Linked DNA regions of Homo sapiens: region 2 is linked to region 1. The links are chromatin loops, found by intact Hi-C in ENCODE. Cell type or tissue: gastrocnemius medialis. All regions are shown on one strand. Each heading gives the region's core, and the rest is flanking DNA. Links, peaks and the distances in the headings are about the cores only. Region 1 overlaps LINC01077 (long intergenic non-protein coding RNA 1077). Region 2 overlaps ITM2B (integral membrane protein 2B).

Region 1 (10,081 bases), core at 4,793-7,292:
TGCCCAAGGGAAGATAGGATATACAGTTGCCCATCAGCATCTTGGAGAGAGATTGAAAATGAAATTGCTACTTCAAAGGCAGAAAAACACAATGTCCTCAAGTTTCTTATGTAGAAATAATGATAAATAAATGCTATCTTATCTCTGGAGAAATTGGCAATAATGTCCCAGCTAAGGAAAAGTGATGATAATAAGGGGCCATGGCAAATAAAGAAGGATGTTTACACCAGTTTAAAAAGATCATCTTTCCCTGTTTCCTTTCCTCTTTTGACTGCTGACCTGCTGTATTATAACAGTGATAAGAGACACTTTGAGAGGTTTTACAAATACTGACTCTGCAACTTGGAGTTATCAGTAACTTTGTCCTGTGTCCTTTCTTTAGGCAAGAGAAAATAAAAACAAATGCGCACTGCAGTTTATCTTAGAATTGAGTATTGTGAGGGGAAAAAGGGGCCTAAAAAAGTCACAGATATATTTGACTAGAGGAAGTAGGAATACAGTTTAAGACCAAGACTATGATAGCTCAAACTGTTATGACCACTCAATATTTTCTGCTTTTTAAAATGTAGTTGATACCTGCCTTATGATAATGTAGGTAATTGCTAAGCATGAAATGGTAAGACGATTGTACAGATTTCAGGTGATTGTAACCCAAGATGGTTAGCCAATTTGAACAATATTATTTGTGTATATCAGTGTATCTATTCATGGATGAGTTTGTCTCTCAGGAGACATTTGGCAATTCCTGGAGACATTTTTGGTTGTCACAACTTTGGAAGGTCTGCTGGCATTCAGTGAGTAGAGGTCAGAGGTGCTGCTAATCATCTTTCAATGCACAGGAAAGCCCCCAACGACAGTCACCCAGTCCGACATGTCAATAGTGCTGAAGCTGAGAAACCCTGATGAGCATTATAAGGATAAAATCAATAAACATTTGGTGTGGACAGATGATTTCTGTGGTATGCCTTTTTAGGGGAGGAACAGCTCTGTTCCTAGAGAGTTGGAAGGTTGACCAGATAAATAAGGCCTCCCATACGCCAAGCCTGGGGTCAGGAAACTCCCTGACTGAGATGGAGCTGCTAGGCCATGATTTAAGGTACCCAATCCAATGTGCATGGCCAGAGGCCACCAAACTGCACCTGAGTCGGGTAATTCTTGGATTATTTCACCGATCTTAGGTAGAGTGTAAGAAACTCCTGTAGTCACTAATTCAACCAGAAGGAAGAATTCAGGCTTTTTCTCATATCTGCACACAGAAAAAAGTGGCTCTCCTCAAGTTAGCCAAGGTACAGACCAGAAAACAAGTAGTAGTTGCAATGATGAAACAGTCTGCACACAAGCAACTCGATCAGCCAGAGCAGGGAGTGGGAAACATAGGTATGTGTGAGTGTGTTAGCATGAGTGTGAGTGTGCATGTGCGTGTGCCCCAGATGAGGCATGCTGGTGAGGTCAGTCTTCTGAGGACCACAGATTTAGCCCAGGGACAACATGAGGCATCAGCCTTTAATTTCTGTAGGCTTCAGGTAACATTCCATCTATTAGGCTATATTTCACAGGTATGCTTGCAACTGGGAACGTGAGAAATGTATTCTTGAAATTTCATGTGGCTCATCTGACTTTGCCACATCAAATCAAAATGTCCTTCATCTCAGAGGTACTGCAGGTGGATTCTCCAGATTTCGGAGGAGGTACTAGAGAGTGATAATCTCATCAAAGATATTCCTGCCTTTTGTGTCCTAGGGTCTGTGACACACAGGCCCTTAGTTATTATGAGGCCTGTAAGTCTTCTGTGGGGAGTGCGTTAGGGGATGATGGAGAGAAACTTTATATGTTTAATTCAATTGTACTCGTTATTAAAGCTTATTCAATATATTTACAATACAATATAAAACTTTAGGTGATGTCTGAATCAAACATCTATTAAACAAATTGCAATATGTTTGGAACTTCATTCTAATTTTCCCATTAATTACCTAAATTCATTTATAAACTTCATACACCACCACTTATAGTTTTTAGTTCTGTAATATACACGTACATATATGAGTACAGTGTATATTCTTTGCTTTTAGGAAATCCAGTATAGGAAAATCTAAAGTTGGAAAACAGATAACCCTCAAGGTGATTATTTATATGATCAAATAATTGGTTACTTTCCAAAAGTCCCTTTCAATGAAAAAAAAAAAAAACAATAAAAAACTAAATCAAATCCATAAATATAAACTAAGTACCTAATCTTATGAGCAAGAAAGAGGAGAATGAATATACAAAGAAGACCAAGATTAATTTGGGGTATTTAAGACTTTATAGGCTGGGCACGGTGGCTCAGCCTGTAATCCCAGCACTTTGGGAGGCCAAGGTGGGCGGATCACCTGAGGTTGGGAGATCGAGACCATCCTGGCTAACATGGCAAAACCCCATCTCTACTAAAAATGCAAAAAATTAGCCAGGTGTGGTGGCGGCACATGCCTGTAATCCCAACTACTCAGGAGGCCGAGGCAGGAGAATCGCTTGAACCCGGCAGGCAGAGGTTGCCGTGAGCCGAGATCACGCCATTGCACTCCAACCTTGGCAACAAGAGCAAAACTCTTAAAAAAAAAAAAAAAAGAAAAGAAAACTTTGTATGGTTTAAGTGGCTTCAAAAGCATCATTTACATAACATTAACCACATGACTGGTGGGTAGAGTTGTTTCTGTCCATTAGATTCCTTCCTCAGGGAGCCACTTATCCCTGTTTGGGCCTGCAAGATCTTATGTCTTTTTTTTACGTAAACCTATAGGTCTTTGAATGTTTTTCTACTTTCTGGTACAGAACAGGCTTACCTTGTACTTTCTCTCTCCTAGCCCTGAACCTATTCAGTTTCTCCAAGATGCCCAGTGCAATGATATTTAGAAACCAAAATCTGGGTATCAGATGTGTCCATTGCTACTGAGATATTACTGCTTCTTGGCCCCTTTAGTAGAGATAGTTAGAATACATATTTATTTAAATTGTGACTGAATCTTACTGAATCCCCTGTTCCCAATTCAAAACCAAAGAGTTTTTCCTTTAATGGAAAGGCGTTCTACATTCTTTAACTCAAATCAGTGATCCCTAGTCAGGAGTGGTTCTTGACTCATGTTCAAGTTTGTAATCATTTATTTCTTATTTTGCTCCTAAAGTGACCCAGTAAGGGAAAGCTGATGTGAAGCCTGATTAGCTTTTACCGTGATCCCTTTTCCTAAGGAGCTTTCAACAGTTTCCATTCATTTTGCCTGACTCAGAAGGTACAATCTCTTATTTCTTTTAGTACCTTAAAAAACAAACAAACAAAAACACCACTTTCCAAAATCCTGTGTATTTCACATATGTCTAAGGTTTTGAGGACAACCCAACCTATACAGCTTTCTCCAAGGATTGTAGAGGAGAGGGAACAGAGCAGAGAGGGGATGACTGCCTCGTGATCTTGTACAGTCCACTGCTTACTGTTTGAAGTCTTGAGACTAGGAGACTCATATTTCTGCTACCAGATAATTAAGATACAGCATCTTAATTATCCTTCTATCATCATGCAGATCAATGGTGTGCCATGTAAAATTTTTCTGAACTTAGCATTTTCACTGCTTCCAAAGGGCTGCACTATTTCATAAAAAGAAAACTGTGTTTCATAACAAAACGTTGCATAATTAAAGTGACTGTAACAATGACAAAAATGTGAATTTCCTCCTTCTCTTTCCTTTCTTTGAAGTCAAATGGGGAACCAAAATGGAATGTAAACGGAAGCTTTTTTGTCTTCCTTCTATCAAGCTTTGTTTGAGGTTCCAAATTCAATACACAGCTAGCACTGAGGAGGGTGTAGCAAATTTTCCAGCAGTTGCAGCCAGGATTAACTGTACTGCCTTCTTTGCCAAATCCATTCGTAAGACAAAACTGAAACAGGTCCTGAAGCTTTGTCATCTTTGAAATTGAGGCCCAACACACGGTGCAGAAAGTGCTGGACTTGAGAAAATCTGGGTTTGGGGCCAGTTTTTCCGCTTTAGTGCCAAGTGTCCTTGGGCAAAGCATTGGTTCCCTTTGAGGCTGTTTCCTTCCCTGTAAAACAAAAATAAAAGTCATGTTCTTGCTTACCTCATAAGGGCGTTTGAGGCTCAAATTAAATGTGATAATGTCAAAGAGCTTTGCAAACTCTAAAGAACTATGAATATAAAGTGTTATTAGAAGCTGTTGAAAGTAAATAATGGGGCAGCTTAATTCAAGTAATTTCAAATGCCTCAGGGTACAAAGAGCTGTGTGAGAGTCTTAGATATTTGCACTGCCCTGTGGTAATAAGAGAAGAGAGGGCGGGCTGAGGTGGGGAAGGTAGCATGACTCCTCTTTCCCGGTAAAGGTGGGCTGGGGTTGGAGAGAGAGATATTGAAGTTGGGGAAGGCAGGAGACGTCACAGCAGTTTGTAGAATGCAATTATGATGATGAGATGGGATTTAGCTAACAGGAGAGAGAAGGATGGTAGGAACGGCCAAATGTGCTTCAGAAATAGCAGAAGTAGGGCAAAAGATGTGGCTCAGAAATAGCAATAAATACATAAATAAATAAATCAGAAATGAAGGCCAATAAATGTCGGAGGAGGAGGTTACACATATAGGGAGATCCTGGGGGGAAAGGAGTTTCCAGGCTTAGTGACAAAGGAGCCTGAAATGAGGATCCCAGGGTGTCAGCAGTTGATGTCCTGAGCCAGCAGTCTCCAGACACTCATTTGCATTTATGAGTGCCTACTATGTGCCAGGCACTAGAAAGAAGGCTCTGTTTTCAAACAAAATCTTACAAGAACCCCAATATGTAAAACAGAAAAATTTGACGCTGCTCTGTTGAAGCAAGGCCTGGGGGACTCAGAGACATTCAGCTTTCCTCCGGATCCATTGGTAGCTCACAAAACATCTCTGCAGGGAGTGAGGCCTCTACTGAGAGACAGAGATAGTACCACTCAACCATGTTAACTCCAGCGCCTAGGACATGATAAGCGTTCAATATTTCCTGCATGAATGAGTGCATGTACGCATGAATGAATGCACAAAATAGAGTGGGTGGTCTGTAGGAAAGAATTCAGATAAATGGGTGCAGTGGATTCCATAACTGCATAGTGAGGCTATAACTTAGCAACCATGAATAGTTAATACATAAAGGTTTCTCAATCTTCAGACATGGAATGGTGGGTGGGTCACCAAGACTGGCTTGCCAGAGGCCGAGGGAGACACATTCGTGTGTGTCCAGCCACAGCAGCCAAAGTTAGAGAGCGTAAGACAAGACAGAACAAGAGAAAGCTTCTACTGACAATGTCTTGGTCACTTCATTGCAAAAACAAAGCTAGTCCAGTGCTCTGCTCCTGTGTGGTGGGGCAGGCTGTCTTCAGAATCACAGAACACAAGAAAAACAGCTGACATTTATCATGTGCTACTTGCCAGGCACAGAAGCAGTCCTTTTATGTGTGGTGGGTAGAACAATGGCCCCCTAGAGACCTCTATACCCCAATCCCTGTAGTCTATAAATATTCTATGTTACGAGGCAATGGAGAAACTAAGATTGCTAACCAGCTGACTGTGAGGTGGGAAGAGTGTCCTGGATTATCCAGGTGGGCCCCATGTCATCACAGCATCCTTGCAGGTAACAGTGGCAGGCAGGCAAGTCACAGAAGGAGCTGAAAGGACAGGAGCACATGTTGGAGTGATGTGATGTGATGTGATTTGAGAACTTGACTGGTCACTGCAGTTTTTGAGATGGAAGAGGGCCACAGGCCAAAGCAATGCAGGCAGCCTCCAGGAGCTAGAAAAGCAAGGAAATAGATTCTCCCCTAGACCCTCCTGGCCCTGCTGATACCTTGATCTTAGCCCAGCAAAACCCAGTTCAGACTTCTGACCTCCAGAACTGGAAGATTAAAAAATTTGTGTTGTTTTTAGCTACTACATTTATAGTAATTTTTTTTACAGCAGCCATTGGAAATGAATACAGATGTTCTCACTCCACCTTCATGTGACAGCCCTAACAGTTGGGTACTTACTGTTGGTATCTTGCAGATGAGTAGAATGAGGCATAGAGAGTTTGGGTCACTTGACCTAGTGGTGCAACAGGCGGCCAGACTCCACAGCCTGCTCTGTTTATCACACTGTCCCCTGGAGTGGCTTTACTTCCTCCTCCCCACAAATGAGAAAATGAGGCCCGAGAGATGTGTTCTGACCTGTCCCAGGTCACATGCAAGTTTGAGGAGACAAAGCTCAAACTATGCCCCAGGAGAATGATATAGACCAGTGCTTCACATACTTAAAGTCTCATCAGAATGCAGGTTCCAATTTAGCAGGTCTGTCTGAGATGGGCTCTAGGACCCTGTGTTTGTAAACAGCTCACAAGTGAGGTCTGGCCTCTGGGTCTGGAGCGGCTGTAGAAGCAGCTTCTGTTCTCTGCTTCGGGGCTCTGAGAATGTAGGGTCACTAGAAGAGGCTTGGGCTTCTAGTGGGATGAAGATGACGGGGCACTGGGAGGGAGAGAGGAGGCTTGGAGACGGGGAGACACAGGCACCGACGGCCATGCGACAGTCCTGTGTGGAATGAAATTTAGGGAAAGGTCAGGGCTAACCAGAAGGATATAACTCTTTGTGCTGCCCAAGAGAAAGATGTCACTCATAAGTGATGATTATTTTTGTCATTTAAAAAGTCATTAAAAACACTCACATGTAATTCCAGCGCTTTGGGAGGCCAAGGCAGCAGGATCGCTTGAGCTCAGAAGTACAAGACCAGCCTGGGCAACATAGGGATACCTCATCTCTATTAAAAATTTAAAAAATTAGCTAGGCATGCGCGTGCATGCCTATAATCCCACCTACTCTAGACGCTGAGGCAGGAGGATCATCTGAGCCTGGGGAGATGAGGGCTGCAGTGAGCTATGATTGTGCTACTGCACTCCAGCCTGAGTGACAGAGTGAGACCATAATTCAGAAAAAAAAAAAAAAAAAAGAAAAGAAAAGTTATCCGAAGCTTGAAGCTTGAAGGCATGGGTCGGGCATGGTGAATAGCACAGACAGATGGAGGACATTCTGTCTGCCACAGAGCCTAAAATATCTACACGAGATTGTGGGAGAAAACCCAACAGCCTTCATTTCCTGCCATGTGTTTTATGTAATTCTTTTATTTTATTTTTTATTTTTGAGAGAGACAGAAAGAGATAGTGTGCTTGTTCTTCGAGAAATGTCTCTAAAGTTTTGGCAGAATCAAAAGGCTAGTACCCCAGGCCCCTTCCTCTCCTGAGGCCCCACACCGCCCACTCCACAGACAGCAAACAGCCCCAGGAGGGTTGCTACTCTGTAACTGCGGTCATGGACCCCTGAGTCTTCATTTTAAAAGAATCCATGCACCCCTCTGTTTGTGTGTGGGGTGCTGGGAGAGTCTCTAACCTATTTCACTGAAACTGAATAATTTCCAGTTGTCTGTGGCTACCGCAGCTGCCTGCAGACTAGGAATGTTCTGGTTTCATTTTGAAACAACTCCCAGGCATGCAGGCAAGAAGTATCAACTTTCCTCTCAGATATGTGAACTCAGAGAGGAAGCCAAAGTTTGGCTGACTGGTTTCTAGGAGTACAGAGTGAAAACGTTGCTTGTATTTATTTAAAATGGCTAAAAAATGAGAACTTTTTTTTAAAAAAATAATCATATGTGGCACTATTCTTTTAAATCCAACAGCAGTTTTTATAGGGAATAATATGTAGATGGATAAATAAGTAGACAAATACTCTTTTTCATTATTTCATTAGGTCAATATGGAAAATGCTCAATAGGCCTTTTGAACACTTTAAAGGACTCCAAAGATGTTGGAGAAAATGGAACATTCATTCGTACTTTTTTAGATAGATAATAATGTAGATGCATAGAGAAATATCCAGAAGGATATTCATCAAAATGTTAACAGTATTTGTCTCTGGATGACAGAATTTAGAGGAGGTTTTTTTTTTTTCTTTTTCTTTTTTATACTTCTCTCTCTCTCTCTCTCTTTTTTTTTTTTTTTTTTTTTGTGAGACAGTCTTGCTCTGTCACCCAGGCTGGGAGTACAGTGGCGTGATCTCGGCTCACTGCAATGTCTGCCTCCTGGGTTCAAGCAATTCTCTCTGCTTCATCCTCCCAAGTAGCTGGGATTACAGGTGCCCGCCACCACACACAGCTAATTTTTGTATTTTTAGTAGAGACAGGGTTTCACCATGTTGGCCAGGCTGGTCTTGAACTCCTGACCTCAGGTGATCTGCCCACCTTGGCCTCCCAAAGTGCTGGGATTACAGGCATCAGCCACCACGTCTGGCCTATATTTCTTTTTTGGTTTTTTTTTTTAATATTTTTTTCCTGTACTCCCAGCACTTCAGGGGGCCGAGGCAGGAGGATTGCTTGAGCCCAGGAATTGGAGGCTAGGCTGGGCAACATGGCAGAGCCCTGTCTCTACACAAAGAATACAAAAATTTGCCAGGCATGGTGGCATGTGCCTGTAGTCTCAGCCACTCAGGAGGCTGAGGTGGGAAGATCACTTGAGCCTGGGAGGTCAAGGGTGCAGTGAGCTGTGATTGTGGCACTTCACTCCAGCCTGGGTGATAGAATGAGACCCTGGGTCCAAAAAAAAAAAAGTGTGTGTGTATTATATTATATACACATATTTCAGTAGCTTTTGGGGCACAAGTGGTTTTTGGTTATATGGATGAATTATATAGGGATGAATTCTGAGATTTAGTGCACCCCATACTTGGCACAATTGACCTTCCATGCTCCTTAATGTAGAGTTTGCAAAATGGAGCTTTAAGGTACTTCTAAAATAAGTTTTCTACTAACCATCCCAGCTTAGGGGTTCACCTCAAAGGGTAGTGGTAATTCTTCAGGAAAATAATGAAATATGTTGATCAGTTGCCTGGCTCAGTCAGCAAACACTGAGGTGCCTATAAAGTCCAAGGAAGGTGTTTTGCTGGGTTCTGAAGAATAGCTTCTCTTTGCTTCCAGTCAGGTCCCAGGTGCGCAGTGTGACAGTTCTGCCTGCTGAGCACTTAGGTGAGGAGGACTCCGGCCATCAGGGGAACTTGAGGCTATGGGGTTTTCAGTTGTCAATCTAGAGTAGCGAAAAAACAAGCTTGAGGGTTACACGACCCTTGTTATCTGTGTCGTCTCGTTCAGGCCCAACACTTCCTGCTATTCTTTTCCACTATGGTCTTGTGTCATCATCTGCAAAATATGAATAAAAATACTTCCTCCCAGGAGTATTGTGAGGATTAAAGGAGACAATATGAATGGCACAAAGTAGGCCTCTAAAAATGTTTCTTCCTCCAAGAGCCCGAAGCAAACAGGGGATTTTCAAGAATAATTTCTGTTTGGCTATGGGATATGTTATGTTACCTTTCTGCCTTAAACTGATCCACCAGTTGATTTATATTTTACTTGGTCTACCAGTAATATTAACTTTTATTTCTTTTGAACATACAACTGATGATGGGAGAGGCAGATCCAAAGTGCTATTTGTGGTAGTCTGTTGTGGTTACAATTCACAGAATGCATACATACATGCACATAAAGGAGAAATGGCTGTGTTTAGAAAAAATGGTCATACATAAATAAGTTGATTACTTTGGTGATGGGAAACTAAGATTCAATGTCAGAAGAGACCTTTGGTGACTACTAGTAGCTTTTGAGGATCAGAAAAGTTAGATGGCTTTTCCTTTCTTTCTTGCCCTCTCCCATCACACACACACACATACACACTCACACTACATCCTTTGCCAGCAGGCAGGGAAAGCACTCCCAGGGTGATACTGATATGAATGTTCTTTCCTTGCCCCCAACTCACCCTGCTCAAGTCACATAGCTAAGGTCAGCTTTGGGGAGCCAGATGCCAGCCCTGTCCCTTCACTGTCCTCAAGCTCCTGGGATCCTCAGGGCAGAGGTGTACAATGGTTCCCATCATCGTGGAGGGACTGGCACATTTGCCTGTTTCCTGCCTGAGTACCAACTAGAGGAAATGAAACTTACATGGCAGGGCCCTCACTTGCGCCAGCCCTTCTAAGGCCCTAGAACTAGGTTCTTATGGTTGTATG
Region 2 (10,081 bases), core at 820-3,319, 330 kb before region 1:
AAATTTAGTTTTAACTTAAAAAAATTGGTGTGCCACGTATGAATAATGGGAGTTTTTATATGGACGAATGAAAATTATTGCTGAAAAACAGGCCACTAATATACTGTAAAAAATTCACAATATAATGGTAATCTAGACATCATATTATAATTTATTATATTCTGAATATAATCTATCTTCAGAATATAATGGTAATCTTACTTTCTGGAAATGTTCTGATAAAAACAGACACGTCAGAGGTTGATTTCTAAATGACTTGCCTTGCCTTGAAATAGGAACAGTGAACTGATTCCCTAAAAGGATTAAAGGTTTTGGTTTTCGTATTGGTATTGTTTTCCTGAAGCCATTGCAAACAATCTTGGTCTTTAAAGAAAATGTTTGGAATGCACAGATGAAAATTGCAGTAGCAAATTATTATGTTAGCTCTTTGTTTATCTAACATTCGTTGTACCTAAAATAGATTGAGAGTCAAGTATCCAGTCACAACAGTCTCAAATATATGTAGTCTTAATGCTATCACATATATATATATACACACATACATTTAAAAATCCTATTAACAAATATAACTGCTCCCATTTAGAAAGGAGAGAGTGAGCGAGCATTGGATGATGTCACTTCAGACAGCTTTTCTCTGTTCCGCTGTAGTGGAGATTTGAAACTCTGGACAAACATCAGAATTACATTTGCTGAGCACCATTAAATCTGACTTCTGACAATTTTTGTCATTTCTGAAATAGTGACTCTGCCAGATTCTCAAAATTGCTCACGAGTTCACCATATTTAAATTTTGTGGTCATTGCAGCTATAAGTAATCATTGGTAGCTCCGTGCTTTGTTTTCCATTTTTTATTTTCTCAGATCCTCCATATCCAAAGAAAAATACTACTGGGACTAAAGAGTGAGGGCCAGAGTCGTCTTTGTAAACCACCCAGCAGTCACGGATGAGTTGGTAGATAAAAAATGACTAATTCTTTTTCCAGCTATAAGCTGAAAGACTTCTTTAGGGGATGACAAAATATTTCTCTACATTAAAAGTAGAATCCTTATAATCAGTCAGTCGCTTAACGGGAAAAGGAAAACCTTAATGACAGACTTTTGTGAAAGAAGTTCTGATCTCTTCATTTCAGAGCTTGGGCAGTGATTACATAATGTTCTCTGGCTCCTTGCGGGTGGCTCTGTGGCAGCCACCTTGTCTGACTGCCTGGACTGGGAACAGAATCAGCCTTAATGTGTTTTGCCGAGGGCATTTCCTTTGCCTGGTTGGTTGAAAGAATCAAACCAAGCTAGTTAATGGCCTAGAACTCCTGAACAAGAATTTTTCTTATCTTTAACCCTCCCAGATCACAATATCCCGCAGACCATTGTTTTCCAAAATGTGCTCTTAGGGACCACCTGCTCTGGTTTTAAAATGCAGATTCTGTTACCTTATGCCACAAGAATTCTGATCACTCTAATCAGCTGGCTTATATAACATGCATTCCAGTACTTTTACATTGCTCCTGTCTTTCTATTTTTTTCTTCTGCAGGGTGAGAACTCTCCAGAAACAGTTCTATTACCCCATTTTTCAGTCTTATCTTTTCAGCAGCTATTAATCCTAACAGCCATTTCTATTGATAGTTTTATCTCAACTAGCTTGCTGTTTATTCTTTTCCTGCATTTTCCCCTTAATTGTTTTCACCTTCCTCCTCTCCTAGTAGGCATAAAGCTCTTAGAGCTATAGAGACAGCAAAGATGGGATGTATTTTGGGTAGCAGAAGTGAATTTGAAATTATATACATGTTTTATGCTATAGGCAACAATTCATATATTTTTGTGGCAATACTTTGAACCTTGGGAAATTGTTTTATATTTGCAGATAACAAAATACTTGATGTACTGTATCAGAAGTCCCAGTTTTGTCATTACATAACTACTTGATCTTGGGCTTAAATTTTTAGGTTTTCTGTCTGTAAGATGAGAGGGTAGGACCAGATGGCCTGTAAGGATTCTTCCAGTTTCAAAAATCTATGAAGATGCTAGGATTACATAATTATATTTGGCAGACATTAAATTGTTTTAATTGTGAAAAATAGCAACTACCTCCTCACTCTAACCAGACTATTCCCTTTCTTCCTTTTGGTGTTTAACATGTTACATTCTTCCCTCATATCAAGTAGCAGTGGGTCAAAGAGAAAGGAGATGGGTAGAGGTATTATGTAATAAAGCACATTGTCACTTCTGTTTACCTCACAGTGAACAGTGAAGTTGTCAGCACCTCTTTGTTGCAATGCCTGCTTATGAAACCCCTTTTCCAGTATCAGGCCACAGAATAGCTTAAGCTTGCTTCATATGTATCCCTGCAAGTTGTTTTGCTGACAAATAGTGTTGCTTTCTCTCTACCCCACTTTGTAGATATTCTTTAAAAGGAGAGAGAAAAGTAAAGTGCTGATATAGGAGAGAAAATAGTGGCAGGGTGAGTGCAAGAGAGAAAGTGAAGGCCGACTCACCCAGTAAAAGTTTTGAGTTACCCATGACAAATGGCTGTTTAGACCCTGGTTCTTTACCCTTTCTGGTTTTCCCTATTCACACAATCAAGACTGAAGGTTTTGATAATTAAGCTTTTCGTTTGTGGTGGTGGTTTTGTTTGTGTGTTTTTTGGGGAGTGAGGAGAAGGGACATAAAATGCATGGCTGGCCATTTACTATAATGTTGATATAATGCTCTCAAGGGATTGAGAGCTTGGTTCTCTTTAACCAAAGTGCATCTTATTACCTAGTTATGTAATTCCGTGTTTGCAGATATTGGCCAGTGAAACTTTTACATTACATTTTGGTTCTCCATGAGGATATTAATATCTGAATTGAGGGTTTAGTGCTGGGAAATAAATGAATTGCGTCTGTGCATCCCAAATGCCTTGGCAGGACCTCCTGTGTACACATCCCTGACAGGACACTGCTGTAGCATATTGGGTGTGCAAGGTTGCATATTGCACAGGATTGTAGTCTTCCCAACTAGACAGAAATGAGTATAATATACTTGGCATAATAAGCCTGAGTGACCTCATGGAATTCAACTCTGACATATAAAAGGTTTATGTGACTGGAAGTATTTTTTAAGCAGAAATATCTCAAATACGTTTATGTTACAGGCCTATTTAAATTAATTTAGAATTTGACTTACAAGGTGTTTATTATGCATTTCCAAATCTTGACTTGTGGGTAAATGTACATAGAAACATGTACTAAGTAGTCATTGGGGGAGATTTTATTTCTCTTAGTTTTATCATACCATAACTTAAATGTCTGGCGTGTCTATTCAAAACCCACATTCTTTTTCCAAAAGGAAATACTACTTCCTGAATTCCTAGATTTAACTAAAGCTTCTTGTACTGCTTTGTATGTCAGTGTCAGTAAAGGAAGACTCAGAAAAAAAAATCTTTTTGGGTTACCAGTAAAATCATCCTCTTAAATTTTTTGGCAAACGTGGCATTTTATTAGAGCTTAAAGACTAAAGGAAAAGAAATTAAGGACTTTAGACCGTTACTGAAACCTGTTAAAGGATTTGACAATTCTGAATTTCTGAATGAGGTGATTTTTGCCTAAATGATATACAAAATATTAACACTGGAGCTGTGCTTCACAATGAAAGTCTTTTCCAAAGTAGACAGCTGAAAGTTGAAAATTGGAAATTATAACACTAAGGACATCATTTTTGAAAAATTTCCACTTAATTGTGATTATCCCTTTTAATTAGTACTTACAACACATATTTTTAATAGCTTTAAGGAGATCTACAATACAACCTCATTTTATAAGTGTTATCAACAATTGAATGAACAAGATTATTTTAAATTATTGTGCATTCTTTAAGCTCTTTTATTAGAGGAAAAAACTTTTTGCAGTATTTCTATAATTGTACTTGGGGAAAAATCAGGTAAGAATGAACGTAGACTTTTTATTCTTAAACAGAAAAGTTTGAATCTTGAGTTGTAGCGATGAGGAAATTACCCTTGTTTTTATGGTAGAGATATATTCTGATTTTTCACTTAATGTTTTATCTTTCAGTACTGATAAGTTACCAGCAATAATTTTATGATGTTGAACTAACATAAGTACGACAAAAGAGAAATAAAATTTTCACAGCTTATATATAATACCACTTCTGAGTTAAATATCCTGGACGTTTATTTGGGAAAGTGATACTAAGTATGGTGGTGGATATTTTGTACTTTGAAATTTTGAAATATTTGCATAAACCGTTTTTGGCATAGTTGAATTTCATACTTTAAAAAACAAGTTTGGTGGATTTTTGTGTTTATTTGAATGATTAACTTTAAGGCTCAAATTATTATTTTTTTTTAGTGAAAGCAAGTTTATTAAGAAAGTAAAGGAGTAAAAGAATGGTACTGCATAGGCAGAGCAGTCAAGATGCAAATTATTTTTAAAAGTTGTTTGTTTTCAGAATGAGTTAAGGATAAAGCTTAAGTCTTAACTATTTTCTCTGCTTATATATGATTATAATGTTTTAAATTATTTTATATAAAAATTTTAAAAGATGCATTGTTAATTAAATCACTTGAATCTCTGCAGTATCCAAAAGCAGACCCATTTTTATGCTGGGGAAAATGATTTTTGAGAGCTAGTCTATTTAGCTTTGCATTATCAGTTTTCAGTTTTTCATTTTATATAACTTTATCCAATTCATTTTTTCCTCCCTTTAATACTGGGACATAAAATTTCCTGTCTATCAGTTTTACCTAGGGCCGTGCTAGGCATCTTAAGCAGAGAAGGCAAATTCAGTGTCTCCTGGGCTGAAGCAGATGAATTGTTGAAGCTGGACTTTTTGCATATGAAACAAGTAAGAATATTCTTGGTTTTCCTGCCAGGCGCAAGCCACCGCCTGTAATCCCAGCACTTTGGGATACTGAGGCTGGTGGATCACCTGAGGTCAGGAGTTCGAGATAAGCCTGGCCAACATAGCAAAATTCTGTCTCTACTAAAACAAAAATTAGCCAGGCGTGGTGGCATGCGCCTGTGATTCCAGCTTTTTGGGAGGCTGAAACAGGAGAATCGCTTGAATCTGGGAGATGGAGGCTGCAGTGAGCTGAGATTGCGCCATTGCATTCCAGCCTGGGTGACACAGCAAGACTCTGTCTCAAAAAACAAAAGAATATTCTTGGTTTTCATTTTTAAAACATGAGTCCAGTGTTGCTGGATCCTCCAATTTTCCAAGGCAAGCTAAAAATCAGTACTATTTTAATTTATACAACAATTTTAGCCCAAAACACTGAAGGCATGGGCCACTATTTTATAATCTCCTTTAAAGTGGAACGCAGGACTGGCAAATTATAGCCTATATCTTCAAATACTGCCTGCCTGCTGTTTTTCTGTAGCCCATGGGGTAAGAATGATTTTTATATTTTTTAATGGTTGGGAAAAATATCAAAGGAATGATATTTCTCCTTTTTGCCCAGTACCCTCACTGAATTGTTGGGGAGGGGCTGCTGCTATTCAGGAAGCAGCAGCACTAGCAGAATTCAGGTTATACAGTCATTCTTCAAAAGATTTAAATTTTGTCTCTATCACTTACTTTGATACCTTGGGTAAGTTACTTCAGTTCTCTGTGTCTCAGTTTTTTCATCAGCAAAATAGGGAAAATAATAATCTGTAACAATAATAGCACAATGCCTGGAACAGAGTTAAAAATTAGTAGATTTCAGCTACTGTTATTTTTATTTATTTTTTTGTTGAGAAACAGTCTTGCCCTGTCACCCAGGCAGGAATGCAATGGTGTGATCTTGGCTCACTGCAGCCTCTGCCTCCCGGGTTCAAGTGATTCTCCTGCCTCAGCTTCCCAAGTAGCTGGGATTACAGGCACCTGCCACTATGCCTGGCTAATTTTTTGTATTTTTAATAGAGACGGGGTTTCACCATGTTGGCCCGGTTGGTCTCGAACTCCTGACCTCTTGATCAACTACTATTATTAAAGTCCCAGTTTTCTCTCCTCATCATTCTTGTTTTGGAATATTACTTCTTATATTACTGTTACTGCTTATCCCTGCCTCACATGTCAGTAACAATATTGTTGGTACTTTTTTCACAGCAAGGCATTCTGGTAAAGATTGATTCCTGCAACATAAAAACCCTTAGGATTCAGTAGCTGTACCGATTTCATTTAAAAATGTTATTTATTCATTACATAATAGGTGTTAATAGAATTTGAGTTTTACCAAAGTAATACTAAATTTTAATATGCAAATATATAGTCCTGCCCTATGTCAGAGGAACATACTTTAAAAAAATTGTAGCATCATTGTATACAGTAAAATGCATAGATCATGAGTGTACAGTTAGATAATTTTAAGTCTGTATACCTGGGCTCTAACTCCCAATCAAGCTGAACATTGTTATCAACTCAGAAAGTTATCTTGTGTCCTTTTACAATTTGTTCTCCTTAGAGGTAACCACTATTCTAATTTTTCTCCCCATAGATTAATTCAAAGCAATCATATTCACTTATTAGCTTCTTATGGTCTTTTATTACCATGGTGACCACTAGACCCTCTTCTGCCTTTGTGCAATTTAGAAAAAGATCCCCTCTCTGGTGGTTTGGAGAATAGAGCATCAGTTGGTTTCTAGACCTACTGATTCCCTTGGCCTGGCATCCTTGTACTGGAAACAACCTGCCCAACCATACATGGCGATCTTAACTCCATGTTTCTCACTTTTTGCCCCAGTAGGGCGTGGTGCGGCGGGCAGCAGAGTCTTGCTCTGTCACCCAGGCTCGAGTGCAGTGGCATGATCTCGGCTCACTGCAACTTCCGCCTCCCAGGTTCAAGTGATTCTCCTGCCTCAGTCTCCCGAGTAGCTGGGATTACAGGTGCCCACCACCACTCCCAGCTAATTTTTGTATTTTTAGTAAAGACGGGGTTTCACCATGTTGACCAGGCTGGTCTGGAACTCCTGACCTCAAGTGGTCCACCCACCTCGGCCTCTCAAAGTGCTGGGATTACAGGCTGAGCCATAGCACCTGGCCCTCCATGTTTCTCTTTTAACTCCCTATTTCTCTAAATCAGTGGTTGTTAAACATTTTGCTCTGAGAACTCCTTTATAGTCTTAAAAATTGTTCAGGATCCCAAAGAGCTTTTGCTTTATGTAGGTTATATATATTTCCAAATAACCAAAAAGATTTAAGAAGACTAACAGTAACATTGTTTTACATTCGGCAGTGCCCTTTATTGAATAGCTTAATAGAAGATAGCCGGATTTTCCTATCAAATTCTTCATTCAGTCTGTTGTGATATGGTGCTTAGCTTCTGGAAAATTGCACTGTACAATTTTTATTGTATATAAACATAGCGAGAGAATGAAAGTGAAAATGACAGTTTTATTATTTAAACTAACACAGTCTTAGTTTTATTATGAAAAAAGTTTGACCTTGTGGACCCCCTGAACGGGTGTGTTCCTGGACCACATTTGCAGAACATCTATTCTAAATATTTGCTTATACTGCTGTTTCATGGTTTGTTTTCATTTGTTTTATTTTTTGCAGTTTTAGATAATACCTATTGATAATAGCTACATGGAAGGTGAATATTTAGCTTTTTCTGAATATTTACACACTGCACACATGATCTCTTCTCCTGTTCTAGCAATTTCTGGTTAAATTGATATTTAGTGTTTTTTATTATAATTAACATAAACATTAGTTACATTTGAGTATTGTAGTATACTTTTATTTTACTTCCATTCTTGTATAACAACTTTTTATTTTCCCTGAATTTGATCATGCTTCTTGGGGCAGGAGAGAGGGTTCCTTAATTTTCTACATACTTACTGCTCATTCATTCCTCAGACTCTGACAGCAGTATAATTGTCTTTCTGTGTCTTCAAACTCACCAGGTAACTTACCAAGTTTCTTTCTTTCTTTCTTTCTTTTTTTTTTGATGATTTCTTGCCCATCATTCATTAGTTTTCTATTCCAGACTGGTTGCACTCATACAAATGTCCTGAGAGTCATAATCATCTTGGAAGAATTGCCTTTGTCTTTATCACATGCTAGATCTACAGTTTCATAAATCTGAAGAAAAAGATAAATTTTTAAAAAATCTTACGTGTCTCAGAATCGTTATTCCATCCTCATATTTGATAATTTATCTGGGTGTAAAATTCTAGGTTAGCATTCATTTTTCTCTCAGCATTTTGATGGCATTGCTCCATTATCTTCTAATGTGATGCCATTCTGATTCCTTGTTTGTACATGACTTTTTTTCCCCCTTTGGTTGTCTACAGGCTGGTGATTTTCTCCTTATATCTTTTTTTTCTTTTTTCTTTTATGCTTTCAGCTTTCAACATTTTTATTGACATGACTTGTCTGCTGTCATTCATTTTCATTCTTTGTGGCTTAAGGTTTATTTGTTTTATCCCTTTACTGTCGCTTTATTGAGCTTTCAGGAGGAAGTAAACAAACATTTCACTGGAAATCAATATTAGAACTTCAACTTAGCTATCTTGATAGCTTTTTAAAGATTTGTTAGAATATTTCCTTTTACATTAAAAATTGACTTAATGATAATTAATAATGGATAATAATGGAAACCATCTGAATTACCATTAGCATTAATTTAAGATCAGACAGGATGGTCTAGAAAGATTGATGAGGCATCCTCTGATCGTCCTCTTCAAAGTTCCAAGATTGTCTCCTTCATGAGGAATTTTAGAGGCAACTCATTACCAACTTTGTAGTTTTGCTTTGTGGCATTATTACTCCAACTAACTTAAAAAAGTTTCATTTTTGTAATTAATATGTTGCCTTTTTCATTTATGTTGAAATGCTTATGTGCTGGTGTGCCTTAGTTATTTTCCTTTATTGTTTTAAGTTCACATGTATGTGATTTTAATACTTTTTGCTACCATCCTTTGTAATTTGTTGAACAACAGAGAAAAGCCCTATTAATTTTGACAACATATTAAAAGTAATATTACTGCCTTTGTAATAGTTCACACATGTAGGGCTTATTAGTGTGGGTCAATTTAAGTAAACCTTTTACAACAGTAGAAATTCATGCTGTGGGCCGGGCATGGTGGCTCACGTCTATAATTCCAGCACTTTGGGAGGCTGAGGCAGGAGAATTGCTTAAGAACAGCCTGGGCAACATAGTGAGACCTCCACCTCCACAAAAAAATTTAAAAATTAGCCATGTGTGGTGGTGCACATCTGTAGTCCCAGCTACTTGGGAGGCTGAGGTAGGAGGATCACTTGAGCCCAGGAGGTTGAGGCTGCAGTGAGCCGTGATTGCACTATTACACTCTAGCTGGGGTGACAGAGCAAGACCCTGTCTCAAAAAAAAATTAATTAATTAATTAAAAAGTATATATATTTAATAAAAAAAATCAGGCTATGTGGTTTCTGGTTAGGAGTATTATCCAAGTGTGACATGGTGTCTGTCACTTCATTTATTACCAGAGTTAATTTGCCTAAGCTGTTTGAGTCAGTTTCCTTAAGCAGCACATAGAGTCAAGATAATATTCAGACTTTATTAGCTCTGTGATATTACATAAATAATTTTACTTCTCTGGGCCTCATATTTATCTGTAAATGATGTATTGGATTAAACTACCTTCATGGTACTTCCATAGGGGATCTATTCCTGAGAACTGTATTGATCATATATTCAGAAGCACCTACTGGATAGCCAGGTACTATACCTGGAATTTAAAAATTGCTAAACACCCCAGCTTTCAAGAAACATTGTGTAGCTAGGGAAGACCAACCAGTTATGAAAACCAAATTAGTCACAACCTATTTAAATGCCTATATTTATTCTTAGAAGAAAATCACACCGCTGGATCCAAGAGCCAGGAGAGTGGTGGAGTAAGGGAGCAACATTCAATATTACCACTGAGTTTTTACTGCACATGCCTTCAGTGCTAGGCAGTAGGGCTCATAGGATCAAAGCACTTCTCACATGTAGAGAGACAAGTATTCCTGATCTTTAGAACTATTTTTTCTAGTAGTCATCTTGTTTAACATTTAGAATTCCAAACTTGGACAGAAATTTTCTCTTAACTATCCACATTTAAATTATGTTATACTTTCA

What was found. Peaks named below come from ENCODE experiments on the same cell type or tissue, not always from the same donor. Only the 100,000 strongest peaks of a DNase experiment are listed, where the experiment ranks them.
Region 2: a loop joins it to region 1, with 3 times the contacts of the local background. A loop is called at or near these places in 37 of 110 quality-filtered maps.

The regions. Positions count from the first base shown.
Region 1 is chr13:48,564,277-48,574,357 of GRCh38, forward strand. LINC01077 (long intergenic non-protein coding RNA 1077) reads right to left here. Exons shown (of 2, transcript NR_170270.1): 2 at 3,322-4,071. Among named protein-coding and RNA genes, the nearest start is that of LINC00462, 12 kb to the right of the region's middle. In gastrocnemius medialis, for the core only: no CTCF peak of the experiment used is centred there; a DNase peak (open chromatin) is centred at 6,125; H3K4me3 peaks cover 198 bases; H3K27ac peaks cover 2,500 bases.
Region 2 is chr13:48,234,494-48,244,574 of GRCh38, forward strand. All of the region lies in intron 1 of ITM2B (integral membrane protein 2B), which reads left to right. Among named protein-coding and RNA genes, the nearest start is that of ITM2B, 6.3 kb to the left of the region's middle. RefSeq lists enhancers at 1,026-1,613, 6,808-7,308. In gastrocnemius medialis, for the core only: no CTCF peak of the experiment used is centred there; DNase peaks (open chromatin) are centred at 1,208 and 2,268; H3K4me3 peaks cover 2,338 bases; H3K27ac peaks cover 2,500 bases.